Regions from separate parts of the Homo sapiens genome. Here region 2 is linked to region 1. Evidence: read pairs that join two places in POLR2A ChIA-PET (ENCODE). Cell type or tissue: Panc1. All regions are shown on one strand. Each heading gives the region's core, and the rest is flanking DNA. Links, peaks and the distances in the headings are about the cores only. Region 1 overlaps CSNK1G1 (casein kinase 1 gamma 1). Region 2 holds the start of PCLAF (PCNA clamp associated factor).

Region 1 (11,164 bases), core at 2,929-10,928:
TTATTAGAAGACACATTTATTTTTTAAAAGTTTAAAAATTGTATGTTGACAATTTATAATTATATAAATGTAAGGGGTACAAAGTAATGTTATAATTTATGAATATAATATATAATAATTAAATCAAGCTAGTTAACATATCCATTACCTTAAATACTTAACATTTTTGTGGTAAGAATATTTGAAATTTATTCTCTCAGCAATTTTAAAATGTACAAAAACTATCTTCACCACACTGTACCACAGAATTAAAAAAAAAAAAAAAAAACATATCCCTCAGCTGAGATTTTGTTCCCTTTAACCATGGTCTCACCACTTTCTCAACCCTCCAGGCTCTGTAACCACCATTCTATTCTCTGCTTCTATGAGTTCAGTTGTTTTAGATTCCACACATAAGTAAGAACACGCGGTGTTTGTTTTTCTGTACCTGGCTTATTTTACTTAGCATAATAAAATATTCTCCAGTTCCATCCAAGTTGCCACAAATGACATAATTCCTTCTTTAAGGCTGAATATGTATATGTGTGTGCGTGTGTGTGTACATTTTCTTTATTCATTCATGTGTTGAACACTTAGGTTGATTCCATAACTTGGCTATTGTGAATAATGCTGCAATGAACATAAGAAAGCAGACATCTCTTCAACAAACTGATTTCAAATCTTTTGGATAAATACCCAGAAGTGGTATTGCTGGATCATGTAGTAATTCTATTTTTAGTTTTTTGACAAACCTCCATACAGTTTTCCATAATAGGAATACTAACTTACATTCTTACTCTGTCAGATGGCAATTACAAAAAAGACCAAAGATAACAAGTATTGGTGCGGATGAGAAGAAGAGGGAATCCTTGTACACTGTTGTGAAAACATAAATTAGAAGCCACATTTAAACAGTGTCCTCAAGGAAGAGATGGAGCCAACCTTGTCAAGAGCTAGGGAACACAGTTTCCAGAAAGGAAAAAGCAGCAGCCTATTAAGAAAGGCTTTTGGTGAAAGAAGACCAGCAACGCCGGGGATTACAATGAGCAAAGTAAAGAGGTAGCAGGAGTCCATTGTTCAGGATTTTATAGGTCACTGATAGTCCAATAAGAAGACATTTAAGAATGGTACTGACATTTATGCTTAAAGGGATTTAGCTTTACAAAAAGCATTTACATTTTCTAAACGATTGACTCTAGGTGCTGTGTGACCTATTCAGTGGAGTCAAACTGGAATTACTTGCCTTAGTAAAGGCAATTATTCCTTTTCAAAAAGGACGCTGAGCCTCACAGAATTATGTTCACTGACTAGGTCACACTGTCAAACACAGTCAAAGGAGTCCAAAAAGCCTGAGCCCTCCTCCCTTCTGCCACACCAACCAAATGATCCTGCTTGCCCACTCACTTACCCATTCATTCCCACTGAGCCAAAAGTGCACTGGCCTCACAACTGTCCTCCTGAAACAATTTTTTTTAAAAAATCTGTGCAGTGATTTTAACATGTCCACAAATTTTTTTCAAAGGAGCTAATTATTCCTCCCTCGAGAGACTTAAAATTTCTTCTAACACACTGAATGCTCTTCCTCACTTGAATACTATATTTATGCCCCCTTTCTGGGGCAAAATTTCTCCATGGGTCAAATCTGTGTTTTTTAAAAACAGCTTTATTAAATATAATTCACCTACTATACAATTTATCTATTTAAAGCACACATTTGGGTTTTGCTGTTGTTGTTGCTTGTTTGTTTTAACAGATAGGGTCTCGCTCTGTCAGCTACGCCGGAGTGCAGTAGCATGGTCAGAGCTCATGGCAGCCTTGAACTCCTGGCCTTTAGCAATCCTCCAACCCCAGCCTCTCAAAGCACTGGGATTAAAAACATAAGCCACTGGCACTCAGTTTTGCTTTTTAAAACAAACAAACAAACAAACAAACAAACAAACAAACAGAAAAAGTTAATGCAGGTTGGGCTCGGTGGCTCACGCCTGTAATCCCAACACTTTGGGAGGCCAAGGCGAGCTCATCACTTGAGGCCAGGAGTTCAGGACAAGCTTGGAAAACAGGGCAAAACCTGTCTCTATTAAAACTACAAAAATTAGCCGGGCATGGTGGCACACGCCTGTAGTCCCAGCTACTTGGGAGGCTAAGGCAGGAGAATCAATGGAACTCAGGAGGTGGAGGGTGCAGTAAGCTGAAATCATGCCACTGTTCTCCAGCCTGGACGAGAGAGCAAGACTCTGTCTCAAAAAAAAAAAAAAAAAAAAAGAAAAGAAAAAAAGTTAATACAGCTTGTCTATCATAAAGGGAGGAGACCACCCCTCATGTTGTCTTATGCCCAATTTCTGCCTCCAAAGAAAAAAGAAGTAAAAACTAAAAGGCAGAAATGAAATTCACAGGCAGACAGCCCAGCTCTGAGCCCTGGGCCTGGTAGTTAAAAATCAAGCCCTGACTTAACTGCTTGTGTTATCTATAGATTCCAGACATTGTATGGAAAAGCATCATGAAAATCTCTGTCCTGTTCTGTTCCATTCTGAATACCCGTGCATACAGCCCCCAGTCACGTACCCCCTGCTTGCTCAATCGATCATGACCCTCTTACGTGGACCCCCTTACAGTTGTAAGCCCTTAAAAGGGACAGGAATTGCTCACTTGGAGAGCTTGGTTTTTTGAGACCTAAGTTTGCTGATGCTCCCGGCCGAATAAAGCCCTTTGGTGTCTGAGGGGTTTTGTCTGCGGCTTGTCCTGCTACATCATAATTCGTATTATTGCTGCTATTATCATGTCACAGCCTTTAGAGACATGGAACTTTTTTTTTGAGATGGAGTCTCGCTCTGTCGCCCACGCTGGAGTGCAGTGGCATAATCTAGGCTCACTGCAACCTCCGCCTCCCAGGTTCAAGCAATTTTCCTGCTTCAGCCTCCTATGTAGCCGGGATTACAGGTGTGCGCCACTACGCCCGGCTAATTTTTCTATTTTTAGTAGAGACAGTGTTTCACCATGTTGGCCAGGCTGGTCTCAAACTCCTGACCTCAGGTGATCCGCCAGCCTTGGCCTCCCAAAGTGCTGGGATTACAGGCGTGAGCCACTGTGCCCGGCCTAAAGTTTTCTATAGAATTTTTGTAGAGTCTTTATCAGATTAAGTTCCTTTTAAATCCTATTGTGAAGGTTTTCCTATTATGAACTATTAGTGAATATTATCAAATACTTTTTTTGTATCCATCAAAGTGATAAGGTTTCTCTTTTTTTTTTTTTTTAATGTGGTGAATTACATTTCATCTGTTTTTACTTATTTGTTTTCAACAGGGTTTCGTTGTGTTGGCCAGGATGGCCCAGGATGGCTGGGACTACAGGGGCATACCATCACCCACCTAATTTTTAAATTCTTTTGCAGAAACGTGGTCTCACTATGTTCCCCAGGCTGGTCTCAAACTCCTGGCTTCAAACAATCCTTACACTTTAGTCTCCCGAAGTGCTGGGATTATAGGCGTGAGCCACCACATTCAGCCTCATGTCTGTTTTTAAAATAATTTTTCAACTGGGAGATTTCAAACGTGGTCTATCTTTAGCCTACAATTAGTGCAACTGATTTTTCTTGAGTTTACCTGGTAAATAATACCAGTTTCTCTAATTGATTCACTCATTTCACCTGACAAAGATGGAAAGGAAGCTAGGGGCTTAAGCAACTGCTACATAGCTGGGAAAAGGATTTCGAGACTGCTGCCAATTTTCTCACCTAATGACTTCACTTCTAAACCTTATCCAACTTAGGTGGGGAGTTCTTCCAGGTAGAAGTAAGCCAACTGTGATATTAAGAGCTTTTATCAAAGAGGAGGGAAATACATATTTATATAAAAATTTTTACAAAAAATTAATCATATATATATATATTTTTAATGGCTTTGTAGTTGTGGCCTCAAGACACAACTGAATTATATACCCAACTAACTTTCTTCTTCCCGTGACGTATCAGTAGGGGTTTCTAAACTTTATGTGGTTCTAACAACAGTGTATGCTCAAAAAAAATAGCTGCAAATGATTTTCTTTCCATCTGGTCTAAATAATACTGTTTCTGAAAGACATTTCTAGAAATTTGTGGCATGAGATTAGGGCAGTTACCTGGTTTTCATCACTCTGAAGTTTTCTTTGCTAGTGATGCTTTGGTATTATTGTTTTTTGGTTAATTCATTATATCATATTATTTTGGGAGGGAGGTAAGTTTGAAGGGCTGCTGAGTATAAACTTGTATTTCTTTCTTTCTTTCTTTCTTTTTTTAAAGACAGGCTCTCACTCTGTTGCCCAGGCTGGAGTGTGGTGGCATGATCTTTTTTTTTTTTTTTGAGACAAAGTTTCGCCCTGTCACCCAGGCTGGAATGCAGTGGTGCAATCCCAGCTCACTGCAACCTCCGCCTCCCAAGTTCAAGCAATTCTCCTGCCTCAGCCTCCCAAGTAGCTGGGATTACAGGCACATGCTAACGAGCCTGGCTAATTTTTGTATTTTTAGTAGAGACGAGGTTTCACCATGTTGGCCGGGCTGGTCTTGAACTCCTGACCTCAGGTGATCTACCCATCTCAGCCTCCCAAAGTGCTGGGATTACAGGCATGAGCCACCGTGCCTGGCCAACATGATCTTGGCTCACTGCAACCTCTACTTCCCAGGCTCAAGTGATCTCTTGCTCAGTCTCCTGAGTAGCTGGAACTACAGGCACACACCACTACACCTGGCTAAATTTTGTACTTTTTTTTAGAGACAATGTTTTGCCATGTTGCCCAGGCTGGTCTCCAACTCCTGGGCTCAAAGTGATCCGCCTGCCTCAGCCTCCCAAAGTGCTGGAATTAACAAGCGTGAGCTACTGCGCCTGACCTAAACTTACATTTATAATATCATCTTTTCCAGAGAACTATTTACTTTGGACAAATGTTTCTAATGAGGTTCAAATTTACTGTGATGCTGGATAAAACCTGGTATCATCCAGAGTCTCACATGTTAGACTTTGAGCTGGTTTCTCACTACTTAATAAAATTTGTCCCATTTGATTTTCTTGTCAAATTACATGTATTACTATTATTAAAACGCATCTACTCTCAAAGGATATCAGGCATCCTGAGACTATTCAAAGGAAATATACCTTTTTTTTTTTTCCAAAAATGCTTTGAGTAGCACTTTTAGAGTAAGTGCTTTCTTGAGGTGATTGCTTTATGGAAGCAATACTTGCCTGAATTTTAAATTATTATAAGCTTATTTCAGTTCGTTGAATTTGTTTTGTTTTGTTTTGAGATGGAGTCTCCCTCTGTTGCCCAGGCTGGAGTGCAGTGGCACGATCTCGCTCACTGCAACCTCTGCCTCCCAGGTTCAAGCAATCCTCCTGCCTTAGCCTCCTGAGTAGTTGGGATTACAGGCGCATGCCGCCATGCCCGGCTAATTTTGTGTGTGTGTGTTTTAGTAGAGACGAGGTTTCACCGTGTTGCCCAGGCTGGTCTTAAACTCCTGAGCTCAGGCAATCCGCTATCATGCTTCACCCCCTGTATTCGTGTTACAGACACAAAATGTAACACCTTTATTTTGAATAAAGCATAAAAGAAAAATACTGCTTGTATAAAATAAATGACTGCCTAAGTAGATCAGGGCTTTTTTTTTTTTTTTTTTTTTTTTGAGACAGGGTCTCACTCTGCTACCCAGGTTAGAGTGCAGTGATGCCTCAACCTTCTGGGCTCAAGCAATCCTCCCACCTCAGCCTCCTGAGTAGCTGGTACAACAAGTGAGCACCATGACATCTGGCTAATTTTTGTTTAGTTTTTGTAGAGACAGAGTCTCACCATGTTTCTCAGGTTGGGCTCAAGCGATCCACATGCTTGGCCTCCCTAAGTGCTGGGATTACAGGAGTGAGCCACTGCACCAGGCCCTTTTTCTTATTCTCTAGATAATTCCACCGAAACAGGCACACGTCAAAAAAACAAATGCATTAATGAAGAGGTTACAACGCTCAGAAGTACCGGATATTGATTCTTTACTGGGAAGGTGTAGAGTGGCAAAGTGAATAGTGGGTGTCCCACCTAACAGGTACAGCTATTTCTGCTCCTGTTGAATTTTGCCATATAAAAATATGGGGCCGGGCACAGTGGCTCACGCCTGTAATCCCAGCACTTTGGGAGGCTGAGACAGGCGGATCACTTGAGGTCAGGAGTTCAAGACCAGCCTGGCCAACATGGGGAAATTCTGTCTCTACCAAAAATACAAAAATTAGCTAGGCGTGGTGGCAAGTGCCTGTAATCCCAGCTACTTGGGAGGCTGAGGCGGGAGAATCGCTTGAGCCCAGGAAGTGGAGGTTGCAGTGAGCTGAGATCGTGTCAATGTACTCCAGCCTGGGTGACAGAACAAGGCTCCATCACAAAAAAAAAAAAAAAAAAGAAAAAAGAAAAAAAAGAATACGGGTCCCATGCAATGTGGCCAGCTCTGAGTTTTCAGAAGTTGCTTAACACTGAAATTTTAATAAAATCTCCCAGTTTTTATATGTTCGCAATTAATTTTTTAAAATTTTTAAATACTGTCCACACCACCAGTTTGTAACCTCTGGTCTCAAGTTCTTAAAGTGAAATATGGCTTTTTAAATCTTTAGCGTAAGTGATCTACATTGCCAAAAACAAGGGTGGGAATTCACAAAACACAAAGGAAAATATCCTGTTTAAGATTAAAAAGTATCTTTTTCACCCTACAATACAAATTCGTAATATAAAAGCAAAAGTATGAGATATTTATAATGCTCTCTATAGAGAAATTCAGAATAGTATGATTACTATTGGTAATAAGTTTAATTCATTTCTGTTTCTTATTCAAGAGAAAAATTCCCATTTTTCAATTTCAAATGCAAAAAATAACAATTTAATGTATTATTTAAGGAAATGAGCATCACACAAAATAACAGCTTATTACCCACTGAAATAAAAAAAAGCATTTTTTTTCTTTTTTTCCTTTTTTTTTTTTTTGGAGATAGGGACTTGCTCTGTTGCCCAGGCTGGAGTGCAGCAGTGCAGTCATGGCTCACTGGAGCTTCAACCTCCTGGGCTCAAGCAATCCTCCCACCTCAGCTTTCCCCGCAGATGGGACCACAGACACATACCACCATGCCCAGCTAATTTTTCTATTTTTTGGTGGGGGAAGAGACTAGGTTGTGCTATGTTTGCCCAGGCTGGTTTCAAACTCTTGGATTCAAGCGATCCTCCTGCTTCAACCTCCCAAAGGGCTGGGATTACAGGCACCAGCCATCGCACCCAGCCTAATTAAAGCATTTCTATGACAGTTTTATAATATAAAGAGAAATGGCCATAATATATCATGCACAAAATTACTAAAGATCTATGGGCTATTGGCTAATATGAAGACAGCTGCTTCTGATATTGTACTCAATTAAGGAAGCCATGAACACGGTAAATTTAAAAGTGTCTGGTCAAACACCTAACACCAGTATTAATAAAGTTTTCTAATTATGAAATGACCATATTGTTAAATTTTCCCTGAGTAAGACTTTCCTCCACCTACTGAAAGTGGAGAAGAATGGAGGGAGTTACAGTTATGATTTGGGACATAAAGCCTGAATTATTTTTCTATAGTTCCCGCTAAGCTACTGATAAACCACAGAAGGCAGTAACAAACCTCACAAGAGTGCCTGGTAGGCTCTAATTGGATCTTATCTAACATTTTACTGTATTTTTTCTTTTTTCTTAACTAAATTACTCTAAGTAGTAAATATCTTTTGCCTTCTGAAATCAATATTCTGTAATATGTAATATCTTCCTCTCATGGAGCATAAGTAGTAAATATCTTTTGCCTTCTGAAATCAATATTCTGTAATATGTAATATCTTCCTCTCATGGAGCATAAAGTCTTATTGTAACTTGAATCCTCCCATATTCATTTCTCTTTCCTAGTTTTGTGCATGAAATACCCACAAAGCAATTTGGTTATTTCTCCTAAAGCTGTTCAACAGTTAAACCTTTTTCCTTTGAAGCACATACTATACTCTCAATTGGTACATGCAAGCAAAACAAGTTTTCTTTTCTCTCTCTTTTTTTTTTAAATACAGACACGGTCTTACTACATTGCCCAAGGTCTTACTACATTGCCCAGGCTGGTCTCGAACTCCTGGGCTCAAGCAATCCTCCCGCCTTGACTTCCCAAAGTGCTGGTATTACCAGCATGAGCCGCCATGTCTGGCCCAAAGCAAGTTTTTAATCTCATTTAGTACAGGCCAGGCATGGTGGCTCATGCCTGTAATCCCAGCACTTTGGGAGGCCAAGATGGGTTGATCCCTTGAGCCCAGTAATTCAAGACCAGCCTGGGCAACATGGTGAAACCCTGTCTCTAGCAAAAAAATAAATTAATTAAACAATACAAAAATTAGCCAGACATGGTAGTGCGCATCTGTAGTCCCAGCTACTCAGGAGGCTGAAGTGGGATGATCACTTAAGTCCAGGAGGCAGAGCCTGGAGTGAGCACTACATTCCAGCCTGGGTGACAGAGGAGATCCTATCTCAAAAACTAAATAAGTAAGTAAAATAAAGTCAGTTATTATAAAATTTAAGATAGAGTTCACTTTAATCATAACATTGTAAAATGCACTGCACTTTTACATTCCTCGTTTTGTTTTTGGGTTGTTTTTTTTTTTCCTCGCTCTGTTGCCCAGGCTGGAGTGCAGTGGCACAATCATCTCACTGTAGCTTCAACCTCCTGGGCTCAAGCAATCCTCATGTCTCAGCCCCCTGAGTACCTAGGACTACAGGCTCACGCCACTATGCTGGGCTAATTTTTCCTTTTTTCTTTTTAAAAAATGGAGTCTTAGTATGTTGCCCAGGCTGGTCTTGAACTCCTGGCCTCAAGTGATCCTCCTGCCTTGGCCTCGCAAAGTGCTAGGATTACAAGTGTAAGCTAGCACAACCAGCCTCCTCTTGCTTTTGTGTGGTATTTACTGGCAACCTGAAAAGCTGTGGTTTAAAATCTGCTATGACATTGAATATAATTACTAGCTTACTTTTATTTAACTTTTGTCCAGTCTCAAAAAATTATTTAATTACTGACTATACTTTTTTTTTTTTCTTTGAGACAGAGTTTCACTTTTGTTGCCCAGACTGGAGTGCAATGGCGCAATCTCGGCTCACTGCAACCTCTGCCTCCTGGGTACAAGCGATTCTCCTGCCTCAGCCTCCCTAGTAGCTGCGATTACAGGCATGTGCCACCACGCCCAGCTAATTTTGTATTTTTAGTAGACATGGGGTTTCTCCATGTTGGTCAGGCTGGTCTCAAACTCCTGACCTCAGGTGATCCACCCGCCTCGGCCTCCCAAAGTGCTGGGATTACAGGTATGAACCACTGTGCCTGGCCAATTACTGACTATACTTAAAACATATAAACAATTTCACCCATCCAATTAAAATCTTTAAAGTTATATTTACTCCCCTCCTTCCTTCAAAACGCCATTATCCCCTTATCTTCTCACTCTATAGCTATGTGGAAATGCAAAAGGAATACTAGTGTTCTTAAAACAAAGCCTCTCTTTTCCCAGCTGATTTTACTGTTCTATAAAAATAGTTTGCTTTAAGACATGTCACATTGTAGAACAGTAACAACTACACCATCTAAACCTTATTGGGCCTTTATGCACCAGGTACACTTTAAATGATTTAAATATATTAATTCATTAAATCCTTCCACTACCTTATGGATAGTAATACTGTTACTATAATTCTCACTTCACAGATGAGGAAACCAAGTAAGATGCGTAACAAAACTAGAAAGCAGTAGAGGCTTTGACACTTTTGTCAGGTAGATACTTGACATCCTGACTCAAAAGCCCCTGACTTACACTACTATGTATTTATAAACACTACACTGATTACCCAAACCTATAAATACCGAAGCATATGATTGTCCTGTGCGATGGTTAATACTGAGTGTCAACTTGATTGGACTGAAGGATGCAAAGTAATGTTCCTGGGTGTTTCTGTGAGGGTATTGCCAAAGAAGATTAAGATTTGAGTCAGTGGCCTGGGAGAGGCAGACCCACCCTTAATCTGGGTGGTACCATCTAATCAGCTGCCAAAATGGCTAGAATAAAGCAGGCAGAAGAAGACAAAAGAGCAGCCTTGCTGAGTCTTCCAGTTTTCATCTATCTCCCATGCTGGATGCTTCCTACCCTCGAAGAACATCTGACTTCAAGTTCTTCAGCTTTTGGTCTCTTGGACTTACACCAGTGGTTTGCCAGAGGCTCTCAGGCCTTCGGCCACAGACTGGAGGCTGCACTGTCTGCTTCCCTACTTTTGAGGTTTTGGGACTCAGACTGGCTTCCCTGCTCCTCAGTTTGCAGATGGCCTATGGTGAGTCTTCACCTTGTGACTGTGTGAGTCAATTCGGCTTAATGAACTCCCCTTCATATATACATATATTCTATTAGTTCTGTCCTTCTAGAGAACCCTGACTAATACACCCTAGGACCACATATTCTTGTTGCCTAATTATAAAGGAACTCCATGAAATTTCTTTAATGGTTCTTAAGAGTCACTGCTGACTGTGCAACAAATGCACATGGTATTATAAGAAAATTTATTCTTTTAGGGAATAAGTACATTTTCATGTAAAATATTCAAGTTTTGAATACATCAATAGAATCCTACTAAATTAGCTTGTATTGTACAGTGAAATTATTACCATACAGTCTGATACTCTGTAATATGTGTTAGCAGGGTAACTATTGAACATGTAAAAAGCATCTGAATCATGAGAACTTGATTAATACAGGATTTAATAAAGAATTCTTTTGTTGTTTTCAGTATTTGTGACATCTGGGTAGTGGACACTTTTTCCTATAATCATCCCCTACAGCTACACAGTAATAGAAGTATATTTTAAGGAGAATGGAGCAACACAATTTCAAGTGGTTGTTAGTGATATTTTACCTTCACTGGGATATAGCTACAGTTACATTATCTCACTCATAAGCAGCATAGCAGGCATCCGTTTGAATTCTACAAATGTATATGCTCAGCTTTCAGACTCATCTTTCATTATTTTCAGTAAAAACAACTCCAAATTCTATTAATTGGAGAAGGTATACAGGTGGTGAGCTTGCCTAAAAGACAATGCACATATCCTGATAGCTGTTAGTACTGCCTTATTCTCATATTATAATGGCTTACTTAC
Region 2 (11,655 bases), core at 1,502-9,501, 59 kb after region 1:
GTGCGATCTCAGCTCACTGCAACCAACACCTTTCAGGTTCAAGCAATTCTCCTGCTTCAGCCTCCCGAGTAGCTGAGATTACAGGCACGTGCCACCACGCCCGGCTAATTTTTTGTATTTTTAGTAGAGACGGGGTTTCACCATGTTGCAGGATGGTCTCGATCTCTTGATCTTGTGATCTGCCTGCCTTGGACTCTCAAAGTGCTGGGATTACAGAGGTGAGCCACTGTGCCAGGCCTATTTTTGAGACAGGTCCTCACTCTGCCACCCATGCTGGAGTACAGTGGCGGGATCTCGGCTCACTGCAACCTTCATCTCCCAGGGTCAAGCAATTCTCCCACCTCAGCCTCCCTAGTGGCTGGGATTATAGGCGGCGCCGCCACCCTTTTGGTAGAGAAGGGGTTTCACCATGTTGCCCAGGCTGGTCTGGAACTCCTGAGCTCAAGCGATCTGCCCACTGTAGCCTCCCAAAGTGCTAGGATTACAGGCATGAGCCACCGCACACAGCCTGGTTATATATTTCTTGTGCAAGTTGAACTGGTAGTTTTTTAAGGGACAGGATTAATGGAATTCAAGTTATATAAGCCAACAAGGAAATTGCCTTGTAAGAAAAGCCTAAAGGAAAAAGACAGTAAGAATTAAAGACTCAATACACTAAGTTCATGGTTAATGACATAGCACTTATGTGAATGGGAACTGATCCTCTTTGAGAGATTGGGAAGAGTAAAAAGAATACTTTTTACTAATGTTTGAAATTTGCTGGCTGGATGCAGTGGCTCACGCCTGTAATCCCAGTACTTTGGGAGGCTAAGGTGGGTAGATCACAAAGTCAAGAGTTCAAGACCAGCCTGGCCAACAAGGCAAAACCCTGTCTCTACTAAAAATACAAAAATTAGCTGGGCGTGGTGGCGTGTGCCTGTAATCCCAGCTACTTGGGAGGCTGAGGCAGGAAAATTGCTTGAACCTGGGAGGCGGAGGTTGCAGTGAGCTGAGATAGCGCCACTGCCCTCTAGCCTGGGCAACAGAGCAAGACTCCGTCTCAGGAAAAAAAAAAGAAAAGAAATTTGGGAGTGAGTTATAATAAGAAATTAGAAGAAGTTTTTAAAAACTTTTTTTGCATTTTCTTATGAGCTTGAAGAGAAACTTGACTCAATATCCTATTTGTCCTTTATTTTCAAGATATTTTCTTTATTAATTAATTAATTAATTTTTTATTTGAGACAGAGTCTCACTCTGTCCCCCAGACTGGAGGGCAGTGGCGTGAAAATGAGATACATGTGCATTACATGCAAGTTTGTTATATAGGTATATGTGTGCATGGTGGTTTGCTGCACCAAGCAATTCTTTTGTTTGAGCCTCCCAAATAGCTAGGACAACAGGTGTGCACCAGCACGCCGAGCTAATTTTGTATTTTTAGTAGAGACAGGGTTCCACCATGTTGGACAGGCTGGTTTTGAACTCCTGGCCTCAAGTGATCCTCCCGCCTCGGCCTCCCAAAGTGCTGGGATTACAGGCGTGAGATAAATATTTTCTTTATATTCCAGAATATAAAAACTTACTTTCTCTTTGCTTTTCCTAAGCCACTGCTTCCTGCCTCTTCAGGAATCTGATTCTCTTTTTCAGAATCTTTAGGGGACAACCTAAAGAATTCTCCAATTCCTTTTTGCCACTTGGGAGTTGGGCGCACGCAAACGGGGTTCCCTCCTGCATATTTATTTTCAGCTGTAAAATATAAACAGATGGAACTAGATAAGTGCTAATAATACAATCTCTATTCCTTAAACAACTTAATTCCTTCTTTAACATCAAATTCTCAAAGGTATTAAATAATCTTTATTTAAGATATACAACTTAAAGAATTAGAAAATGTGACACAATAAAGCTGTATTCCACCAATAAACTCAGTGTGATGGTTATCTTAGCAATAACAGTAGTAACAGAATTTTTACAACTGAAAAATATTTTTATATTTTGTCCACAAGCAGAGCTATTCAAATACTCTTGCCGGGTCCAGTGGCTCACGCCTGTAATCCCAGCACTTTGGGAGGCTGAGGAGGGTGGATCACAAGGTCAGGAGTTCGAGACCAACCTGGACAACATGGTGAAACCCCCGTCTCTACTAAAAATACAAAAATTAGCTGGGTGTGGCGGCACGTGCCTGTATTCCCAGCTACTTGGGAGGCTGAGGCAGGAGAATCACTTGAACCAGCGAGTCGGAGGTTGCAGTGAGCCAAGATTGCGCCGCCACTGCACACTCCAGTCTGGCAACAGAGCGAGACTCTGTCTCAAAAAAAAAAAAAAAAAAATATATATATATATATATATATATATATATATATATATATATATATATATTCTTGTATGTACTGACATACTGAAGTTTGACACACTTTTTCCTAACATAAGATAGGACCATGTAGTATAAAGTGCCAACATTTTACTTACTAAGGTCATTTAGTTAAAGCACATATAAGAGGCAATGTGAAAGTCTCCACAAAAGTAGATTCCATTTTTCAAAGCACCTGGCTCCTTTTCAGTTCATAAGAGAAGTCCAATTCCTGGTGTTTTTTTTTTTTTTTTTTTTTTTTTTCAAAGTCTAGCTCTGTCACCCAGGCTGGAGTGCAGTGGCGCAATCTTGGCTTACTGTAACCTCTGCCTCCCGGATTCAAGTGATTCTCCTGCCTCAGCCTCCCGAGTAGCAGGGATTACAGGCGCCCGCCACCACGCCCAGCTAATTTTTGTTTTGTTTTTGTTTTTTTGGGGGGGAGACAGAGTCTCACTCTGTCACCCAGGCTGCAGTGCAGTGGCACGATCTTGGCTCACTGCAAGCTCCGCCTCCCGGGTTCATGCCATTCTCCTGCCTCAGCCTCCCGAGCAGTTGGGACTACAGGCGCCCGCCACCACACCTGGCTAATTTTTTGTACTTTTAGTAGAGACAGGGTTTCACCATGCTAGGATGGTCTCGATCTCCTGACCTCATGATCCGCCCGCCTTGGCCTCCCAAAGTGCTGGGATTACAAGTGTGAGCCACCCTGCCCGGCCAATTCCTGGTTATTTTTCAACAGTAATATAAGGAGAAATTGAGGGAAAATTCTTGCCTTTTTATAAAGTAATGACCAGGAACAAATTATTCAGTTACTGCAAATCTTTTGCTTTAAGCTAAAACATTTGCTTTAACAACTCTAGTTGTTAAAGAATGCTTACAAAAGTTGTTTCCATATAGACTCTGAAGTTATATTGTTTCTACTTATTTATTTACATTTATAAAAATAGCAATGGGGTTTTGCCACGTTGTCCAGGCTGGTCTCAAACTCCTGGCTGAGGCAACCGTCCCGCCTTCGCCTCCAAAAGAAGGAATGGCATATAAAAGATAGTGATCTTTTGGTTCACAGTTTTCCCAAAGGAACCTTACAGGAATGCTTTTACTACTAGAAAACATACAGCAGCAGCTGGGCGCAGTGGCTCACGCCTGTAATCCCAGCACTTTGTGAGGCCGAGGCAGTTGGATCATGAGGTCAGGCATTTGAGAACAGCCTGGCCAACATGGTGAAACCCTGCCTCCACTAAAGATACAAAATTTAGCCAGGCATGGTGGCGCATGCCTGTAATCCCAGCTACTTAGGAGGCTGAGGCAGAAGAATTGCTTGAACCCGGGAGGCGGAGGTTGCAGTGAGCCGAGTTCATGCCACTGCACTCCAGCCTGGGTGACAGAGCGAGACTGTGTCTCAGAAAAAAAAAAAAATATAGCAGCAACAGGTTCAAACCCAACTCCACTGATTTAGTTGTGTGACCTTTATCAAGTTATATAACCAGATATTAAATTTCCTTATCTTTAAAATAAGGATATTACCCATTTCATACATCCAATTATTCGGATTAAAAATAGAGATTTTTAAAATGCCTTAAAGGATGCATTTATTCAACATATATTCAGTAAGGGCCTATTTAGTTGGCTCTGGTGATTCAACAGTGGACCAGACGATGAGATGCGGCTCTAATGAAATTTCATCAGGCCAGGCGTGGTGGCTCACGTCTGTAATCCCAGCACTTTGGTAGGCTGAGGCGGGAGGATTGCTTCAGCCCAGGAGTTCGAGACCAGCCTGGGCAATGTGATGAAACCCCATCTCTACAAAAAACACAAAAATTAGGCGGGCGTGTGGTGGCATGCGCCTACAGTCCCAGCTACTTGGGAAGAGCCTGAAGTGGGAGGATCATTTGAACCCTGGGGTCAAATCTGCAGTAAGCTGTGATTGCACCACTGCACTCAAGCCTGGGCAACAGAGTGAGACCCTGTCTCAAAAAAAAAAAAGAAAAAAGAAAAGAAAAAGAAACTTAGTCTAGTGGTACAGGGTATAAGTTACTCTAAAAAAATTCATCAACTTCTATTTCCTTTTATCTGAAGAGATAGAAATAGTAAATGTTTTCTAATGAAATGTTTATAATAGGGAGAAATTTGAATTGACTTTAAAACCCATGAAGTCCTAAACAGTGTTCACCTTTATGTTCTTAATTAAATCTTGTAGCGTTAATCTCCCTGTCTGCCAAATTTCCTACTGAAAGGAATGAGGCACCAGATGGCAGGGCATTTTCTCATCTACTCCACGCACAGAAGGAGCAGCGTGAAGCTATTTCCTTTGCCGGGTTTCACTCCTACTCTCCCAAAGACAGTATTAGGAGCTGCAAAGTTGGAGAAAACCCACAGACATCATACTCAAACAAACAAACAAACAAAAAAGAGTAAGGAAGAAAGGAAAAACAAGCAAACAAAAACAAAAACATTTTTATTAAAGTTTAGTAGACATTGCAATGAGCACTCAGCACTGTTAACGATTGTTCAAACCCTTAATCTACTAAGGGGGCTTTTAAATAGCCTCTAACAATATTTAAATAGCCTCTGTTATTATTAAGAAAAATAATAGCTGGGCGTGGTGGATCACGTCTGTGTTCCCATCACTTTGGGAAGCTGAGGCAGGCAGATCATGAGGTCAGGAGTTTGAGATCAGTCTGGCCAACATAGTGAAACCCCATCTCTACTAAAAATACAAAAAAATTAGCTGGGTGTGGTGGCGTGCACCTGTAATCCCAGCTACTCAGGAGGCAGAGGCAGGAGAATCGTGTGAACCCGAGAGGCGGAGGTTGCAGTGAACCAAGATCACACCGTTGCACTGCAGCCTGGGCAACAGTGCAAGACTCTGTCTCAAAAAAAGAAAGAGAAAGAAAAAGGAAAATACTAAACCAAAAAACAAAAATTGATAGGCTGGCTGTGGTGGCTCATGCCTGTAATCCCAGTAGGAGGATTGTTTGAGCCCAGGAGTTTGAGACCAGCTTAGGCAACATAGTGAGACCCCCATCTCTACAAAAAATAGAAAAAAAAGCCCGGCGTGGTGGCATGTACCTGTAGCCCCAGCTACTTTGGAGGCTGAGGTGGGAGGATTGCTTAAGCCCCATAAGTGGAGGATGTAGTGACCAGTGATTGCACCACTGCACTCCAACCTGAGCAACAAAGAGAGGCCCTGTCTAAAAAAAGAAAAGAAAAGAAAAATAGGCTTGAAGATAAGGTGTGTCGGTCCTTAACTCCAAGGCTTGAAATTCCCTTCCATGAGACCTCCCCCCCACCTCTACCCTAGCCGGCCAAAAGGCCCAGCCTCTCTTATTATATCACAGGGCAAGGAAGAAATTCGGGCGTGAGTACCTCAAGAAAAAGAAATTCATGGCAAGCCAGGGGCTTGCAGGTGCCAGGACTGATCCCCTAACTTTAGGAGGGCTCTTCTTACCTTTCCTCGATGAAACTGATGTCGAATTAGTGGCAGAGGTGGAAGAACCAAGCACCTTTCTGGGGGCTCGAGCAGCCACCACTGTGAAGAGAGGCAAAAAAGGGTGTTCAGAAGGGGCAGGAGGGTTCCGACACCGAGTCCTGGACCCCAGCAGCTTGGAGAGGAGAGCCTGGCGATCCAGAACAGCAGGATAACCTTACCCTGCCCCTGCGACTTCCTCTTCTAGGTAAAGGGGCCAGGCGGCTACTCCCTGGCTAGCTAGATGAGTTTGGCGCACAGGGCCCAGGGGGACCTCTGGCGTCTGTCGCCCGTGGCCAGGCTGCCGGGAGGACCCCCCCGCCCTCCAGTACCACACTCGATCGCCTCACCTTTTCTGTAAGTGCCTGGAACACTGTCTGCTTTAGTCCGCACCATGTTCAAACAAGAAGAGAGGAGAGGAGAGAACGAACTGACTTCCCAGCCGAGGGTGTTTCACTGGACAAGGACCCGAAAACTATCCCGCCACAGTTTATATTGGTCTCTTTCCCGCGCGCTCCAAGGTCTCTCCCGAGCCACCGCTCCCATTGGTTCCGCGCCGTTCCCCCTGAACCAATTGCCAATGCCCAGTGGTGACAGCGGCGAGGCTTCTTGCAGCGCGAATCCGTCCATCAACACGCAAAGGCCTAGGATTCGTAGGCGCCCCAGGTGGGCGGTACCAGGACTCTCCAGGGGTACCCGACTAGTGGGTGCTAAGTTTCTGAACTACAGAAATGAGCCTGCTTAGAAAAGAAAACCTAGCAAAGACAGCGAATTACAAACGATCTTCAAAAGTTACTATAGCTTTAAGTCCATAATGATTGACTCCTGGAGGTGAAACCTGAAATTAAGCGGACTTTTTGATGCAAATCAAAATTAAAAGAACTTGAGAACTTTCCTTTAGTCCCCCAGGCATGAACTCTTTGTACAGCATCCATACTAAAACAATTCTATGGAATGGGGAAAAGGAAGCTAATACAACTTGTTTACAAGGGTTTTTTTAAATGTCTTTAGGATGATGTGAGACTAAACAAAAACTAGGGGGATTGTATATACATACACACATAAAAAGAAACTAATAAAACGTCTTCTTGAGAACCGAATGGTGTCAGAGCTCCTAAATAATCTGCCAAATCTGCCAGGAGCGGGGACTCATGGCTGTAATCCCAGCACTTTGAGAGGCCGAGGCGGGCAGATCGCTTGACCCCAGGAGGTCGAGACCAGCCTGACCAACACGGTGAAACCCGTCTCTACAAAAAATATACAAAAATTAGCCGGGTGCAGTGGCATGTTCCTGTAATCCCAACTACTCGGGAGGCTGAGGTGGGAGGATGGCTTGAGTTCAGGAGACGGGAGATTGCTTGTGCCTAGGAGGGAGAGGTTGCAGTGAGCCATAATCACACCATGCACTCCAGCCTGGGCGACAGAGCGAGATCCTGTCTCAAAAAAAAAAAAGAAAGAAAGAAAGAAAAGAAAAGAAAGAAAGAAAAGAAAAGAAAAAAGAAAAGAAAGGCAAGGCAAGGCAAGGAAATGAAATGAAACGAAACGAAACGAAAAGACCCTGCCAAATGTGGTAAGACCACATCGCTGTCACACAGTGAGCATAACTCTAGGATAAAGGGTCATAATTTTTTTCTATCTTTATGCTTACCTTCTAATTACTCACAACACCCCTGGGGAGTGATTTTCACTCTCTAAATACCATACATAAAACAGAATCGGTCAGGCATGGTGGCTCACACCTGTAATCCTAGCACTTTGGGAGGCCGAGGCAGGCAGATTGCCTGAGCTCAGGAGTTCGAGACCAGCGTGGGCAACATGGTGAAACCCAGTCTCTACTAAAATAAAAATAAAAATAAAAAATAAAAAATTAGCTGGGAGTGGCGGCATGTGCCTGTAGTCCCAGCTACTCTGGAGGCTGAGGCAGGAGAATTCCTTGAACCCGGGAGGCGGAGGTTGCAGTGAGCCGAGATCACGCTACTGCACTCCAGCCTGGGCGACAGGGCGAGTCTCCGTCTCTAAAAACAACAACAAAAAACAGGATCAGATGAACTTGCTTTGGGATGTATTCTGTTAAATGCTCACTTGAAAGGCTACTCTAGAAGTGTAAACACAGCATTAATTCTCTCCAATGAATTGCTCGAACTTAGAATTAGGCTACTCAGTACTTTAACAGAATCAACAACTGCACTCTGTAACACAGATTTAAGGAATCTAGGCAACAGGTTAAATTAACACAATAATAGAAAATGTATTGGCAATTACCTGTAGTTTTGTCTTAACCTTGGTATCTAAGGTTACAGCCAAATCAACCGGAAAAATCCACAAGACCCAGGGCATTCCTTTGTTTTTTGTCCTCATGGCCCATCTCATTGCACAGTGGTTTTTTTGTGTGTGTGTTTTTTTTTTTTTGAGATGGAGTCTCACTTCTTCGCCCAGGTTGGAATGCAGTGGCGTGTTCTCGGCTCACTGCAATCTCCGCCTCCCGGGTTCAAGCAATTCTCCTGCCTCAGCCTCCCACGTAGCTGGGATTACAGACACGTGCCAAAACACTCGGCTAATTTTTGTATTTTCAGTAGAGACAGGGTTTCACCATGTTGGCCAGGCTGGTCTCAAACTCCTGACCTCAAGTGATCTGCCTGCCTCAGCCTCCCAAAGTGCTGGGATTACAAGTGTAAGCCACCACACCTGGCCAGCACAGTGGTTCTTAAATGCCATTATTTCCTTTCCAGTTTAAGTGGCTTCTACATAGGTCTGAATTACTTAATTTGAACTTATATTCCAGATTCCTGCAGAAAGAATAAGATAGTCTTTTCTCCTTGCCCACCTGCCAAGCAAGTTGCCAGAAAGAGTATCAAATATATATTTCCACCCGGGGCAGTCTACATATTACTATAGTTGTGTGTTTGTTTTTGTTTGCATGTTTGTCATTTTAACACCAACGATGATAATGAAGAATGCATGCTAGAGAAAAAAAAAAAGTGCTGATGCCTAGTAAAAGTTCTTCATTGAAATGTTTGCTTTGCAGAAGCAATTAAACACAATTTTTATAATGAAATAAAACACAGAGAGTGGTGTGGAGTGAACCTGAAAATTTCAAAGGCCTAGGGCATTAAGAAAAGTTACAGTATGTATCAATACAATTTCTGCCTAAATTTATTTATTTTATTTATTAATTTTGAGACAGAGTCTCACTCTGTCATCCAGGCTGGAATGCAGTGGCACGATCTCAGCTCAATGCAACCTCTGTCTCCCGGTTCAAGCAATTCTCATGCCTCAGCCGCCCATGTAGCTGGGATTACAGGTATGTGCCACCACATCCAGCTAACTTTTGTATTTTCAGTAGAGACAGGGTTTTACCATGCTGGCCAGGCTGGTCTTGAACTCCTGACCTCAGGTGATCTGCCTGCCTCGGCCTCCCAAAGTGCTGGGATTACAGGTGTGAGCCACTGCAACTGGCCTGCCTACATTTATACCAAAGAAAATCTTGGCCGGCGCAGTGGCTCATGCTTATAATCCCAGCAATTTGGGAGGCAGAGGCAGGTAGATCAACTGAGGTCAGGAGTTCGAGACCAGCCTGGCCAAAATGGTGAAACCCCATCTCTACAAAAATACAAAAACTAGCCAGGCATGATGGCTGGTGCCTGTAATCCCAGCTACTTGGGAGGCTGAGGCAGGAGAATCACTGGAACCTGGGAGGTGGAGGTTGCAGTGAGCCCAGATCATGCCATTGCACTCCAGCCTGGGTGATGGAGCAAGAATGTCTAAAAAAAAAAAAAAAAGAAAAGAAAAGAAAAAAGAGATCTTTAAGTCTTGCTAAATGGGTGTGCTTGCATTGCTCAGGCAGAAATGTAATTTAACAAATGACAGTAATAATAAATTGCATTATAATTACATCATAATTAACATATGACTTATGAGAAAAGAATGCCTTTTTCTTTTTTTGAGACAGGGTCTCACTCTGTCACGCAGGCTAGAGTGCAGTGGTGTGATCACAGTTTACTGCAGCCTCGCCTCCTGAGCTCAGGTGATCCTCTTCCAAGTAGCTGGGAACACAGGAGCTTGCCACCACACCTAGCTAATTTTTAGGTTTTTTTTGTAGAGACAGGGTCTCCTGATATTGCCCAGACTGGTCTCGAATTTCCGAGTTCAACCAATCCTCCCACCTCAGCCTCCCAAAATGCTGAGATTACCGGTGTGGGCTACGGTACCCAGCCACCTATGTTATTCTGGAGGACGTACTTATCATAACATGTATGACATACTAAATTATATTATATGAAAAAACTTAAGTCATAGTCTCTGCCTTCAAGCACTTAATGTTTTAGTTATGGAGACTGTTATGGTTAATTTTAGGTGTCAACTTGACCAGATTAAGAAATACCTAGAGGGCTTGTAATCCCAGCACTTTGGGAGGCCGAGGCGGGAGGATCACCTAAAGTCGGGAGTTTGAGACCAGCCTGACCAACATGGAGAAACCCCATCTCTACTACAAATACAAAATTAGCCGCGCATGGTGGCACATGCCTGTAATCCCAGCTACTCGGGAAGCTAAGGCAGGAAAATCGCTTGAACCCGGGAGGCGGAGGTTGTGGTGAGCCAAGATTGCACTATTGCACTCCAGCCTGGGCAACAAGAGGAAACTCCATCTCAAAAAAAGAAAAAGAAAAAAAAAAGAAAAAGAAAAAGAAATACCTAGATAACTTGTAAAGCATTGCTTCTGGGTGCCTTTGAGGGTATTTCCAAAGGAGACTGGCATGTGAGTCAGTGGACTGAGTGGGGCAGATCTGCTCTCAATGTGAGCGGGCACCATCCAATTAACCAAGGACCCAGAACAAAAAAGGTGAGAAAAAATATTTCTTCCTTCTGGAGCTGAGACACTCTTCTCAGACTTCTGCTCCCAGACATCAGAACTCCAGGCCCTCCACCTTGAGACTTGAAGATTTCACAACTTGGACTGAGCCAGCTACCAGCATTCCAGGGTCTCCTGCTTGCAGATGGCCTGTCATGGGTCTTTTCAGTCTCCATAATTTCCTGAGCCAATTCCCTAATAAATCTCCTCATAGATCTGTATCTATATCTATCTGTTATCTATCCTATTGGTTCTGTCTCTGGAGAACCCTAACACAGGGACTGAATAAATAAACAGGTAAATGACTTTGATACCTTACAATTATTATTAAATGTAGTGGAGTTTTACAAAGAAACAAAACTTGTACCCACAATTAATAAACATTCACAGAGTATTTTGACTTTTTCTTAAAAAAAAAAACCCTGGAAAATCATCTGCTTTCCAAATTAATGATATCTACGACAATCTAAATGGAATGTAAATCAATACACTTATGAGGTTTTGTTTTGTTTTTGTAAAAAGGCCTTGCTCTGTCGCCCAGGCTGGAGTGCAGTAGTGCAATCAGGGCTCACTTCAAGCTTGACCTTCCAGGCCCAAGTGATCCTCCCACCTCAGCCTTTCAAGTAGCTGAGACTACAGGCATGTGCCACCATGCCAGGCTAATTTTTTTCATTTTTGTAGAGATGAGGATTCTCCTTATGCTGCCCAGACTGGTCCGGAACTCCTGGGCTCAAGTGATCCTCTTGCCTCTGATTCCCAAAGTGCTGGCATTACAGGCATGAGCCACCACGCCCAGTGTGTGTGTGTGTGTGTGTGTGTGTGTTTGTGTGTGTGTCTCCGTGTGCGCTCGGGTGATCCTCCCGCCTCGGCCTCCCAAAGCGCTGGGATTACAGGCATGAGACACTGCGCCCGGCCAATACACTCATGATTTTAATTATAATATTTATGCCAATGAAAACACTAGCAAAAAGGTAAAACAGCTGCCAATTTAATGTGACCACTTAGTCTAAACAG

The links. ChIA-PET counts read pairs that join two places held together with the same protein. Peaks named below come from ENCODE experiments on the same cell type or tissue, not always from the same donor. Only the 100,000 strongest peaks of a DNase experiment are listed, where the experiment ranks them.
Region 2: POLR2A ChIA-PET joins it to region 1 with 11 read pairs; 11 of 35 experiments call an interaction of 5 or more read pairs at or near these places.

Annotation. Positions count from the first base shown.
Region 1 is chr15:64,314,316-64,325,479 of GRCh38, forward strand. The region is part of intron 1 of CSNK1G1 (casein kinase 1 gamma 1); the gene reads right to left. Among named protein-coding and RNA genes, the nearest start is that of CSNK1G1, 36 kb to the right of the region's middle. In Panc1, for the core only: no CTCF peak of the experiment used is centred there; no DNase peak of the experiment used is centred there.
Region 2 is chr15:64,375,184-64,386,838 of GRCh38, forward strand. It overlaps PCLAF (PCNA clamp associated factor), which reads right to left and starts at 6,258. Exons shown (of 4, transcript NM_014736.6): 1 at 6,143-6,258; 2 at 5,775-5,855; 3 at 1,560-1,722. The coding sequence starts at 6,188. RefSeq lists an enhancer at 5,919-6,429. In Panc1, for the core only: no CTCF peak of the experiment used is centred there; DNase peaks (open chromatin) are centred at 3,442 and 6,388; H3K4me3 peaks cover 3,304 bases; H3K27ac peaks cover 4,330 bases.